Regions from separate parts of the Homo sapiens genome. Here region 2 is linked to region 1. Evidence: chromatin contacts called from ENCODE Hi-C or POLR2A ChIA-PET data. All regions are on one chromosome and are shown on one strand. Each heading gives the region's core, a stretch centred on a gene start or an enhancer-like site at or near the end of the contact. The rest is flanking DNA. Distances are from core to core; before and after follow the strand shown.

The links. Hi-C counts contacts between places; a loop is a spot of excess contacts on that map. ChIA-PET counts read pairs that join two places held with the same protein, here RNA polymerase II (POLR2A). Pooled maps may share reads with other maps.
Region 2: a loop to region 1 is called in a map with no recorded cell type, with 4 times the contacts of the local background. The contact joins the enhancer-like site here to the promoter of CYSLTR2 in region 1. A Hi-C loop is called at or near these places in 1 of 168 maps with a recorded cell type or tissue (B cell), 10 of 37 single-sample maps with no recorded cell type and 7 of 50 pooled maps. POLR2A ChIA-PET finds 5 or more read pairs at or near these places in 1 of 52 experiments (T-cell).

Annotation. Positions count from the first base shown.
Region 1 is chr13:48,649,420-48,656,521 of GRCh38, reverse strand. CYSLTR2 (cysteinyl leukotriene receptor 2) reads right to left here and starts at 2,593. Exons shown (of 5, transcript NM_001308476.3): 1 at 2,505-2,593.
Region 2 is chr13:48,124,168-48,131,269 of GRCh38, reverse strand. LOC105370198 (a long non-coding RNA gene) reads left to right here. Exons shown (of 6, transcript XR_007063792.1): 5 at 1,496-1,648. Among named protein-coding and RNA genes, the nearest start is that of MED4, 33 kb to the right of the region's middle. Within about 2 kb of position 4,114, at least 21 of the 41 ENCODE cell types and tissues checked have a DNase peak (open chromatin) inside an H3K27ac peak, as active enhancers do.

The DNA of each region.
Region 1 (7,102 bases), core at 1,344-3,843:
ACCTGGGTTTAAGTTTCAACTCTGCCTTTTAGTCTCTTTTATTACTGCAGCCGTCTGAGCTTCAAACTCTCATCTGCCAAAGGAGCACTGGAGTGAGTATTGATGAAAAAAAAATGGATGTTAAGTGATTAACTTGGTGCCCAACACATGTGAAGAGTTCAGTCAGTACTAGCTAACAATCACAATAAGATTTGTGACAATAATGTACAAAACTCAGATAATTAAACAGGAGCCTTCTTTATGGTCAAGTGAAAGAAGATGGGGCCATTTCATCTGGAGAAGAGCCAACCAGAAACACATGAACAATTCTATTTATTTTTATTACACAAGTAGTACACATTCATGGTAAAAAAAAATTACAATGTAATACAAGCTGAAATAAACTTAAATAATGAACTTTACCACCAACCAGACATAGCTAAAATTTTGCATATATGGTTTTTTTATCTTTCTTGAAATATATACAAATATTTTTGAACAAAAATGAGCACACTTATAATGCTGTTTGTATCTTGCTTTTTTCTTATTTCGTGTCATGATCACCTTTCTTTGCCAACTAACAACATCAATGTCATCATTTAACTGGATACAGAATAGCCAATTATATAAACATTATGAAATTTGTTTAACCAATTTCCCACAATAGCTATTATTTAAGTTGTAAGAAAGGACCATGTGCCCTGGGCTCAACCAGATTGGACCAGTTCTGGTTCCACCTGGGAAAGATCCTATGTTCTCTTGGTCTCATCTTTACCATCTTTAAAATAAGAATTACATCCTCCAGTTCTTAAGGCTAGTATGTGGATCAAATGAACTGATGCCTGTAAACATGTTTTGTAAATAGTAAAGTACTATGTGAATGTTTACATTCATTAAAGAAGGTACTAAACAGGTGTTCTCCACTGAGTCAAAACAAGAAGAAATTAGATTAACATGCTGTTGGTCTCATTGGGATGATTCCTAGCCTGTAGCAGGCTGAGTGCAACAGCAAATGCTTCAGTGTGGTTTAGGCGCTGTGGCTCTGTTTTCAGTCCCTGATGGGAGAAACCAGAACGCAGCCCTGGCATAAACTCTATCCACTTTCCTCCTGAGGATATGAGGTCCAGAGAAGGTAAATGCCATGTCTATGTGGCTCCTGAAAGCCAGAGTGAGCCACCTTCTGCCTCCAAATCCAATCCCATCGATCTTCGCTGTGCCCACAGTGTGTTAGTGAACTGGCCAGCTATTAAATGCCCACCTTGTGTTTAATCTTGAAGAGTTTTAAAAGGAAGCCTGGCTGCCTTGGTAGATTCTAGCAGATATGGGCGTGATTCAGATACATTTAGAACACACTTGAGCCTCAACTTCTCTAACTTTTAACCACCGAAGCACTGGAAACAAATCCATCTCTTTAAAACATTAGTAAATCGAAACACAAGTAGATTCTTATCTCAAGAGTTTATGTGGCTGAGTAGATGATAGAAATTTCTAGAAGTCTTATGTTTCCCACAAATTATTTTATAATTTGCATTATTTATGTAGTGTTGAAAGGGAGATTTGGTTGGCTTGCCTTAAATTATACCTCCCTTTCTCCTAATACATATTACTCTCAGGTATATTTCAGAGACAGAAAAATATTTTGAATGACCTAGGTCATCTGTTTTTATGCTGACCACCCATTAGAACCACCTGAGAAGTTTCTGGAAAACAAGATAAAATACTGCAGATGACTCACTGATCTCCAAAAGTTAAGCTTCAGTTATTCTAGGGGTAATTTTCTAATCTCCTCAGAGTCGGGTGATTCTGGCCAGATGTGCAGCCAGGGTTGAGAAACACTGATTAGGGTCCCAGTGGGGTAAGGAACAGATTATATGCTCATGATCTCACATACTCTTTCATTCTCATTGTGCCTCTGAGCAAAACCATTGAAATATATGTGCTCAGATTTAACTTCTTCTACCCCTAAAACAAGACACTGAATGGAAAAAATATATCTTATATAATAGAAGGACCCAAACTATGAAAAAGAGGATAACAGCCAAAAATGGAGGAAGTATAGTAAAGTTCCTCAATGCAATAATATGCAGCAGCTTTAATTTATGATTACAAAGAATTCACAGCAACATGGAAAAACCATAGACTGATATGGAGGAAATGAATACAAACTTGTCCATAGTGTAGGGACGCAACTATGAAAACTAAAGTTATATGTGCATACACACACACACACACACACTCACACACACACACACACACACACACACACACACACACACACACACACACACACAAAGGGACGATCCCCAAAATATCAATAGAGGCTATTTTGGTGGAGAATTTGGCTTCTTTCAACATTTTTATACTTCCACAGTATTTTTTAAACTACCATGTACATGATAGGAAAATAACATTTATAGTAGAACAAAACAAATTTACTTTTAAAAAATTACTCCTCTGACTATTATGTGATCATCAAGTCATGATGCTCAACACTGAATTAACAAAACAAAGATTAAAATGCCCACCTGAAGGTCTCTGTCTTTCAGCTGCCCTGGCTTCTGCTGCCTCTATCTCTCCTGCCTTTCTCCTCCGAGTAATTCAGGTTGCTCATTTCAAAGAAAAGTGAAAGAGCAAATTATATTTATGAACAGTGCCAACCAATAGCAAGCAAGTCAGGAAGTGTAGCAGGTCATCTGTGCTTTTTAGAAGCCATTGTAGATGTTAGTGCAAGCTCCCTTCTCAAGAAGGGTGAAAATTTCCAGTTAGGGGCTATGTCTAAAAAGAAGAAACCTAAAATTGCCCTGCCCCTCTAATGACTGGTTTTTTGTCATTATCTTTCTCAAGAGATCAAGCGGATATGATGGGTTAGAGTCAGGAATTTTAAGTGGCTTTTAGTTCTCCTAAATGGTTTCTGTTTCCATGGCAACAGAAATAGCAACATTGCCTTACACACATAGCACTTTAGACTTTTTTAAAGCACTTCCCTCACTCACTTGCATTTTCAGCTCACTTGCACTCAGGCAGAGACCTTATCCAGTCTGCTGAAAATGTTCTGTCAGAGGTCACCAAAAACCTCCTTGTTGCTTACATAAAAAATCCTTTCTCAGTCCTCACCTTCCTTCCCCTCTTGTTTGCATAGTTGACCATTGCCACTTTCCTGAAACTTTTCCCTTTTTTCTCTGACTTTCCTGGTTCTTTTTCTACCCCTCAGATTGCTCTTCTTTGCCTCTCTTTCTGATGCCTCTTCTTCCACCCCTTTTCTACGTGTGAGCTTTCCCCAGAGGTCTGTGTTCTGACTTCTTCCCTCCTTCTCTTGCTTTTACCTATCTGATCCACAATCATGGCCAAATTTAATGTGGCCCAGGTGGAGCTTTTCTCTTCCTCTCTTAGTCCTGCATCCCCCCATCTACCCTGTCTAAGCAAATGGCACCACAATAATTTAGCCAGTTCATCCATCCATAAACCTAGAAGTCACTTTTAACTTCCCTCTTTCTTCCACCACCCACTTCTGAGCCAACAAGTTCCATTTGTTCTGCCCATAAAATATGTTCCAAATCGAACCATTACTCATCTCTCCATCACTGTTCAAATCCTCGTTTCCTGCATAGAAAGCTGCAGTAACATTAAGCAAGAAAAATAAGTAAAAGGGATCCAAATTGGAAATAAATAAGTAAAATTTTGTCTGTTTGCAAATGATAAAATCTTATATGTAGAAAAACCTGAAGATACCATGCACACACACACACACAAAACCCCAATAGAACTAATAAGCAAGCAAATTGAGCAAAGTTGCAGGACAGGAAATCAATACACAAAAATCAGTTGCATTTATATACACTAACAATAAACAATCCAAAAATGGAAACTAAGGAAACTATTCCATTTATAATAGCATCAAAATGAATAAAATACTTTGGATATATACTCAGTAGTAAGGTTACTGAATCTTGTTGAGATCTCTGCACTCTCATGTTTACTGTAGCACTATTCACAATAGCCAAAATATGGATCACCCGAAATGTTCATCAACAGAAAGATGGATGAAAAATGTGGTATATATTCACAATTGAATACTATTTACTGATTTAAAAAGAACAAAATTTGTCATTTGTGGCAACATGGATGAGCTTGGGAGACATTATGTTAAGTGAACTAAGCCAGGCATAGAAAGATAAATACTGCATGTTCTCACTCACATGTGGAAGCTAAAAAATTTGATCCTATAGAAGTGGAGAGTAGAATAGTGGTTACTAGGGGCTGGGAAGAGTACTTTCTAGGGGTGAGGGTGAGTGGTTTTCTGTGCAGCTTCTTCATGCAGCTGTGGAGAAGGGGCTGGGACCAAGGTTGCTCCTCTGAAGACAAGGTTCTTCCTGGGTCTGGGATTCTATTTCTAGTATTTTATTTATCCCAATTAGAACTCACAGTACACAAATGTTATATTACCATTCTCATCTTTAGGGGGCAAAAAGCTTGAAACAACATTTCATTCTACAAGCAGTCACTATAGATATTCATTCTTCTCCAATAAAAGCCCAATTGGCCAGGCGCAGTGACCTCACGCCTGTAATCCCAGCACTTTGGGAGGCCAAAGTGGGCAGATCACGAGGTCGGGAGTTGGAGACCAGCCTAGCCAATATGGTGAAACCCTGTCTCTACTAAAAATACAAAAATTAGCCAGGCATGGTGGCACGCGCCAGTAGTCCCAGCTACTTGGGAGGCTGAGGCAGGAAAATCATTTGAACCCGGAAGGTGGAGGTTGCAGTGAGCCAAAAAGCCCAATTAATTGACTAATGTTCATCTCATTAAAATGAATAAAGTGGGCTGGATGGAGTGGCTCACCCCTATAACCCTAGCACTTTGGGAGGCTGAGGCAGGAAGATCTCGAGTCCAGAACAGACTGAAAGCAGTCTGAGTGACACAGGGAGACCCCATCTCTAAAAAAAAAAATACAAAAATTAGCTGGACATGGTGGCATGTGCCTATAGTCTCAGCTACTCAGGAAGCTAAAGTGGAAGGATTGCTTGAGCTGGGGATGTTGTGGCTGCAGTGAGCTGGGATCACACCACTGCACTCCAGCCTGGGTGACAGAGCAAGACTGCCTCAGAAAAAAAAAAAAAAGGCTCATGCCTAATCCCAGCACTTTGGTGGGCTGAGGCGGGTGGATCACGAGGTCAGGAGTTCGAGACCAGCCTGGCCAAGATGGTGAAACCCCGTCTCTACTAAAAACACAAAAATTAGCCTGGCGTGGTGACAGGCACCTGTAATCCCAGCTACTTGGGAGGCTAAGGCAGGGAATTGCTTGAACCCGGGAGGCGCAGGTTGCAGTGAACTGAGATCGTGCCACTGCACTCCAGCCTGGGTGACAGAGTGAGACTCTGTCTCCAAAAAATAAAAAATAAAAATAAAAATAAAAAAAATTAAAAACTTTAAAATAAAATAAACAGTGAAAAAAAATCGATCCTACACTCCGAGAGCTAACTTTTGAATATTAGGTTTTCAAGGAGCAGAATATGTTTCAAGAGTATTAGAAAGATAATGAGGGAAATGCTTTCTCCCTACTCCCTGCTTCTGAATCTGTAAACCTCAGAGAAAGGAGAAACCTATTCAAGACTTTCTTTTATTTTTAGGACAGCCTGGGATCTCTAAGCACTCCATAGGCAGTAAATTTGCTGGAGAGTGCCCATTAGACACTCTTTCTTTGTACAATTTGGACAGATGATATAAAGAGATGCAATGTCATTTTAACCGGATTTGTCAGGATGGAGCAAGAAATCATTCATTTAGAGTAGATAGGGAAAGGGTCGATGACTTTAAAAAGAAGATAATCCTAGGGAGCAGAGAAAGGAATAAACACATTATCCTATGTGCTGCTCTTGATGATTTAAAGGAAAACATGGAAGCGTGTTTAATGTATATGGCACACAGAGAACTTCTCCGGAACTTTCAAAGGCCTGCAGAAGTAATCAAGAGATGAGAATCAACTCCAGTTTTGTAGGAGACTTCCAAGTTTGTTCTCAGTTGAACAAAGTGAGTTTAAGAGAATCAGGGCCAGTTTCTTGCTGATTACAGTAATGTACCAGCCACAAGGCCTTTAGTTAGACTTTTAGAGACATAAGCTTGAGTCTAGAGGATATATTCCTATAAGCACAAACCTGTGATTTTCAAAAGATCAGAAGCACTATTAAGTTACTAAGGCATCAGAGACAGTAGTTTGTTTTCATAGTGCAAGGTTAAATACAAAGGAAGAAGTCAGCGTGAATCATGTTTCTATTTAGGTCATTAAGAAAGTGGAAGAACAGGCTGGGCGCAGTGGCTCACGCCTGTAATCCCAGCACTTTGGGAGGCCGAAGTGGGCAGATGACGAGGTCAGGAGTTCAAGACCAGCCTGGCCAACATGGTGAAACCCTATCTCTACTAAAAATACAAAAATTAGCTGGGCATGGTGGCAGGTGCCTGTAATCCCAGCTACTTGGGATGCTGAGGCAGGAGAATCGTTTGAACCTGGGAGGTGAAAGTTGCGGCGAGCTGAGATTATACCGTTGAGCTCCTCAGCCTGGGCAACAAGAGCGAAACTCCATCTCAAAAAAAAAAAAAAGAAAGAAAGGGGAACAATGGAAACAAACTTGAAACCTCATGGAATTTAGAAAGCAACCAACTTTATGTGTAAGAGAGCCTGTTCTGTGATAAGACAGAGAAAAGAATTACGTAGTGTAGTGGGCTACACATTGGCACCAAAGACATGCCCATATTCAAATCCTGGATTCTGTAAATGTGACCTTATGTGGCACAAATGGTGGTTAATTAAGGATCTTGAGGCAACGAGTTTATTTTTCATTATCCAGGTGAGCCCAAAATACAATTACATGTATCCTTGTAAGAGAGACGACAAAGGAGTGTCAACAAGCTCACACAGGGGAGAAGGCCATGTAAAATGATTAAAGTGATGCAGCTATAAGCCAAGGAACACCTGGAGCCACTAGAACTGGTAAATCAATGAAAGACTCCCCCTAGAGCCTTCAGAAGAGGGAGTGCAGCCCTGCTGGCATCTTGATTTCTGACTTCTGCCCTCCAGAACTGTGAGAGAATGAATTTCTGTTGCTTTAATTTAAGCCATCAAGTTTGC
Region 2 (7,102 bases), core at 2,865-5,364, 530 kb after region 1:
AATTTTACATTAATACTTATTCAAGATTCATCATTAACAAAGCTAGTCTTTATTCTTCTGTGGTGTTAAAGATGAATCCCAATCGGTCCTCTGGTTCTTCCTTTGGTACGCTCTTTGAGCAAATTTAGGGAACTACAACCAACTTATTGCTGAGGAAAAGTGCCATCTCTGAAGCATAATCAGAAACAATGAACTAAAGTAATATGAAAATTGAAAGGTGTCTTTGAGATTGCTTGGTGCAACCCTTTCATTTTAAAGATAAGGCAGCAGAGGCCCAGACAACTTTGAGCTTAATGACATGTTACCTATATTTATCTCAAGTTATCATGCCATGAATAAAAGAGCTACTCAGCCCTCTTTATTAATTTTATTTGATTACTTCATTAGTTAGTATGTTAGTTTTGCTTATTCTTAAAAAAAGTGTAAGTGTAAAAAAGTAGGGGAAAAATCACCCTAAATCTCTCTGCTTAGGTATATTCACTGTTAAAAGGCAGCAGGACCATCACAAAGCTTTGTTGTCAGTCAGTACCAGATAGAACCCCATGAGCTCCACCACTGATTGGCTGTGTGATCATGGTCTAGTTACTTAAACTTTCTGAGCTTCAGTTTCTTTATATGTAAAAGAGAGATGACAATATTCGTCTCATTGTGAAGATTAAAGTATATCACACAGGTAAAGCATTCAGGTCAGTGATTGGCACTGTTGTATTTAATTAATGTTAGCAATTATTAGTATTACAGTTGTGATAATACTCTATAAATTTTTGTATCACGCTTTTTTCACTTATTATATATATTTTCCCAGTTTACCAATGAATCTTTATTAATGTACATTTTTATGTCATGAACATCTTTTTTTTTATTTGATATGGAGCCTCGCTCTGTCGCCCAGGCTGGAGTGCAGTCATACAATCTCAGCTCACTGCAACCTCTGTCTCCTGGGCTCAAGCGATTCCTCTGCCTCAGCCTCCCGAGTAGCTGGGACTACAGACGCCTGCTATCACGCCCGGCTAATTTTTGTATTTTTTGGTAGAGATGGGGTTTCACCATGTTGACCAGGCTGGTCTCCAACTCCTGATCTCAGGTGACCTGCCCTCCTCAGCCTCCCAAAGTGCTGGTATTACAGGCATGAGCCACTGCGCCTGGCCCATGGACATCTTTATAGAGCAAAAAAAGATTATTTTCTACTCTAAACCCAAGGTTACATATACGCTTTCCCCAATAAGCTGAATCAGCAGCTCTCAACAAAGGAAAAAGGAAACAAGGGTTAATTCAGAAGAACTATTTTGAAATAAACAACTGGATTTACAAGGGTGGGCATGAACATGCTTTGATGCATGCATTTAAAGAGTAAAGGATATAGAATAATTGATGGCTATCCTGGCAGATCAAAGCATCTCAAGAGCATTGCAGGCTGTGGAGTTAAACCGTTTGCACTTTTCCTGCATTTAGTGTGTGTATTTTGTGAGCATACTAATAATTTGTCCTTACACAGGACCTTTCATCTAGGGAGGAGCTGAAAGCCCTTTGAAGATGTTAATAAGAAAGAGACCTGCTAATTAAGATTGCTTAAAAATAAAAACTCATCTTCCAGTATGTTTACATGATTGCTGGGAAGGTTCTGACTCAAAGAGATTTGCTATCACAGGTGAGTTGTTTCATATGTTTTCTTTCAAAATCATACTGTTAGATTCCATGTACTGATAAAATGGCTTTCTCTAGACAGTCACACCAGATATAACAATACTAATTCAACAATTTATGGCATACTTGATTTGGAGATCAGACATTTACCCAGAACATTTTGGGACAGAGCAAGGAGCGGTGCCATGTTGAATATTTGTAATGAGTTTTAAGATTATCAGACAAAGCTGTAGACTAAACTCAGTGAAACAAGTTTAGAAGAAGACAAAGCAAGAGCCGAGCACAGTGGCATGTGCCTGTCATCTCACAGGAGGCTGAGGCAGGGATCGCTTGAGCCCAGGAGTTTGAGACTAGCCTGGGCAACATAGTGAGACCTCCATCTCAAAAAAAAGAAAAAAGAAGGACAAATCATTCCCAGATCTTTATGAAATTATTTTTAGAGGAAATTCAAATAGCAAAAACTGTAGAGCTCCTTGCCTCAGTGCATGGTGAACAGGATGACTTTGTTAAGAGTACAAGCTTCCACCTCAACTGCCCCACATCAAACAGACTAAAGCAAATCCCTACAGAGATGAAGTCAATTCAGTGAAATCTTCCCTAATTCCAACTGTCAGAATTGGTAGCACCTAACTTTCTACTCCCTGGGCAGATATGTTATAATTAATCCAACTATTTAGTATGTAAATCATTTTTCTTACATTTTATATATATATATATATATATATATATATATATATATATATTTTTTTTTTTTTTTTTTTTTTTTTTTTTTTTTTTTTTTTTTTTTTGAGACTGGTCTTGCTCTGTCGCCTAGGCTGGAGTGCAGTGGCTCAATCTCGGCTCACTGCAACCTCTGTCTCCTGGGTTCAAGTGATTCTCCTGCCTCAGCCTCCCAAGTAGCTGGGATTACAGGCATGTGTCACAACGCCCAGCTAATTTTTGTATTTTTAGTAGAGACAGGGTTTTGCCATGTTGGCCAGGCTGGTGTCAAACTCCTGATCAAGTGATCTGCCTGCCTTGGCCTCCCAAAGTGCTGGGATTACAGGCGTTAGCCACTGCACCTTGCAATGTCAATTTTTTTTAATAGTTCTCCCATACAAAAGAGTAAACTCCAAGATGGCAGGAAACATATTTTATTCATCCTAATATCCCGTAGAGGGCTTAGCACAATGTCTGATCCTTAACACAACACATCCATTAATAACCACATCTTTTAATTAAGAATTTTATTATAGCATTCTTGTAATAGAAAAAGAAACTGGGACTAGCACAAATGTTCGTCAGTAGGGCACTGGCTTAGTAAAGTTATGGACCATCCATACAATGGAATATTGTGTCACTATAAGAAAGAATGGATCTGATTTGGAAAAGTCGGCTTCATTAAATTGAAATGAAGTTTCATTTCAATTAAATAAAAAACTTACACAAAAGAATATATATCATATATAATATATTATATGATATATATTATATATAATATGATATATATTTTTTATATATATATCTTTTTGGCAAAAACCAAACCAAACCAAATGGGTGATTAATAGATGCATAGAATGAATAGATGGAGAGCCAGACAGATAGACTGATCCATTTTGCAGAAATAATGCATGGGAAAAAGGAAACCCCGAAAAATATAAGCAAATTCTCAACTGTGAGTATTTCTGGTAAGTGGGGCTGAGGAGAGTGGGCTGGTCATGAGAGGACAGTCCTTTGATTTTTACTTTAGCCTCTGTATTGTTGGTTTTAGCAATGAGCAAGTATTACTTTTGGGCATTAAAAGGGGAAATAATGTATTGACTCAAAGTTTGAATTTGTTGAACTTGCTTCAGTTGAGCAGGTGACCTAATATCCCATATTTCTTAGCTTCACAGCCTTTCTCCCTGACAGAGCTTCTGGCACTAAGCTGACAGAGGGGACAAAGTCTTCCTTTTTCAAGAGTAAGCATTTGGCTGGGTTCAGACGGACTCCCTTGGGCATCTCCCTGGGGCACCTCTCCAAGGCCTTGCTTTCTAAACTTGGTTATACTAATGGGCTGGGACAGATTCCCTGGCTGACTCTGGAAGCTGTCAAAATCTCTCTGGTAATTTTCCTAGGCTTTTCTGGTCTTTAATGAGGCATCAACCTTTTTCAGTTGTAAATCAGCTTAGATCAAAATTCAAGCAGGAGACTTTTCTACCCCTCAGACCCTTTCGATGTTTGCTTTCTAACTGCTGAGTTCTTGCTTACTTGAAACTCCTGCTCCCCGGGGATAATCAGAAATAGCTACCTGCACTAACTTCTTAAGTCATCATTCTCCTGTTTTGATCAGCAGGAGGGGTGTAATCTGTTTTCGACAGTTCATGTAGATTGGCTTGCTGCCAGCATGATTCTCTCAACTGAAGGAAAACTCAACAGTCTCTAAAATGGAAGGGCAAGAGGGAATTTGTGTGAATGATGTAAGTTAATCCCATTTCCTGGGATCTGGCCTGGCCCATTTTTAGTGGGGCTGGTTTAGGGTTAGTTTGTGATTACATAAACTCATCAACATTCCGGAAGAGGAAAGAACACCCCCTGGTGGTAAAATTATATCTCTGCACCACATCCCCTAAATTTCAACTCCCAGCCAAGTTACCTACTTACACTTGTACCAGGGTACACAGGAGCATTCTTGGTCACAGAAGTCTGTATAAACTAACTCAGTTTTATTCCTGCATTACATACAGAGAAACAAGCATTAGAATTTCCAATATTCCTATTATGCTTTTTTGTTCAGAATTACTGTGTTATACATTACACATATTAAAATCCTTAGCTTTATCATTTTATTATGGAAAAAAAATCCCCATTACTACACAAACTCTATAGCCCTAATTAGTTTTGTGCATGACATTATTAATGATGTTGTTATTGTTATGCTTATTTCAGGCCCATTTCATTTTTTCAAATGTGTCTGTTCTGTGAAATGCACACAATATAAAATATGTGGCTGGGTGCGGTGGCTCACGCCTGTAATCCCAGCACATTGGGAGGTCGAGGCGGGTGGATCATGAGGTCAGGAGTTCGAGACCAGCCTGGCCAACATGGCGAAGCCCCGTCTCTACTAAAAATATAAAAATTAGCCGGGCATGGTGGAGGGAGCCTGTAATCCCAGCTGCTTGGGAGGCTGAGGCAGGAGAACAGCTTGAACCCAGGAGACGGAGGTTGCAGTGAGCCGACATCGTGCCATTGCACTCCAGCCTGGGTGACAAGAGCAAGACTCAGTCTCAAAAAAAAAAAAAAAAAAGTGATGTATATTTTTGATGCTCCTAATGTACTACTTCGTTCTTCTACATGCTACAATATCCAAAATGTATTCATAGTCATACAGTCCAGTCTTCTTTTTCGTCTATTTGCACACATTCTCAGGGTTGAGTTGATTTCAAAGAACATTATCAAAACAGATGCTCCAGCGCTGTAATTAGCAGGCCTCGTGTGGAATGTTCCGCATAAGTCAGAGTTCCTGTGGATCCTGGACATTTGCCTTCCTGAGGCTCTGCCTTTGACTTTCCTTTTGGAATAATGCCATAAAGGTCACTGTTTCCAGTTCAGAATATTCCCTTTCGTTTCTGTTTGTGAGAACTATGTTTAAGCTTTTTCCCTTCACCAGTTGTCCTAATGGGCCTGGCATTGCTTCTGAAGTGGAGAGAGTTTAATAAACCCAGGACTCCTGCTTAGTCCCTGGGCATTTTTGCCTGCTCCTCGGCTTGTTATAGGAGAGTGGAATGTCCTTGGAGAGGCCGAGGCACTGGAATTTGAAGTGAAAGAAAGTAAAGAGGGCTCTGTTCATGACTTAAAACGTTATTTCCTTCTTGTCAAGATGCTTACTGGCCACCTGGTAGGGTGACCCACCTTTCTGGTTTGCCTGAGGGGTTGCCTAGGACTTTCAGTGTTAAACCCAAGATAGAAGGCCTTGGGAGGATTGCTCAAGGCTAGGTGTTCAAGACCAGCCTGGGCAAAACTTAGCAACACCTTGTCTCTACAAAAAAAAAAAACAAAAAAAAAACAACAACAAAAAAAAAACAAACAAACACAAGAAAATCCCAAGTGAAGCAGACCACGTAAAGCACACCAATGGGGCTCGCACTGTGTGAACCAGTTCCTTGCTCTTCTCATTCTCTTCAGTTAGTTCTTCATCTCTCTACCCATATCTGCCAGGTGCTCTTTCTTTTCTTTTCTTTTCTTTTTTTTTTTTTGAGATGGAGTCTCACTCTGTCACCCAGGCTGGAGTGCAGTGGCATGGTCTCAGCTCACTGCAACATCTGCCTCCCGGGTTCAAGCAATTCTCCTGCCTCAGCCTCCTGAGTAGCTGGGATTACAGGCGCCTGGTACCACGCCCGACTAATTTTTTGTATTTTTAGTAGACATGGGGTTTCACTGTGTTGGCCAGGCTGGTCTTGAACTCCTGACTTCGTGATCCACCTGCCTCGGCCTCCCAAATCGCTGGGATTACAGGCATGAGCCACGGTGCCTAGCCCACGTGCTGTTTCTTATGCCTCCTAACAAAATCCATGATGTTTGAAAATGATTACACATTAGGGATTTACTACATTTCAAAAGTAACAAAGGAAAACTTTTTTTTTTTTAATGGGTGTGTGTGTGTGTGTTTGTGAGTGATGGAATCTCGCTCTGTCACCCAGGCTGGAGTAAAGTGGTGTGATCTTGGCTCACTGCAACCTCTGCCTCTCAGGTTCAAGTGATTCTCGTGTCTCAGCCTCCCGAGTAGCTGGGATTACAGGTGCCCACCACTATGCCTGGCTAATTTTTTGTACTTTTGGTAGAGATGGGGTTTCATCATGTTGGCCAGGCTGGCCTTGAACTCCTGACCTCTTGTGATCCACCCACCTCGGCCTCCCAAAATGCTGGGATTACAGGCCTGAGCATTCGCGCCTGGCCCAACTTCTTCATTTGAGTTTACAAATCACACAAACATGAACTTGACAATGGTGCACCTAAACCACTATACTATAATAACTTGTCATTGTTTGTAGGCGTATGTAGTGAAGGTTGACTATTCCGTGTAAGGTCCAGTGGTAAGGAGAGGAGCTGAGTGGACAAGCAGATAAATGCCACCACACTTGCCAAGTGAGTGCTGTAGGAGGCCCAAGAACAGAGAGATTACTGTGGGCTGGGACAACTGGGAGAGGCTTAATACAGGCAGTGGGATGTGGAGAAGACTGCAGAGGAATCAGAAGAAAGGTGGGCTTCAGTGAGAAGAGACACTATTCCAAGCAGAGGAAACAGCTGCCTGCAGGACCAGGAATGCCTGAATAGAAGCTGCAGTGGCTGGTTTCCCTGAAGCTAAATTTTCAAATGCGTGATCAGTTTGAAGAGGGTGTGTGTAGGACAATTTCTGTATTTCTGTATTGTTGTTTCTGCATTTATTACAGGCAAAAATAAACACAACCTTACCAAACGGGAGCATTTTTTTCTCCTCCTG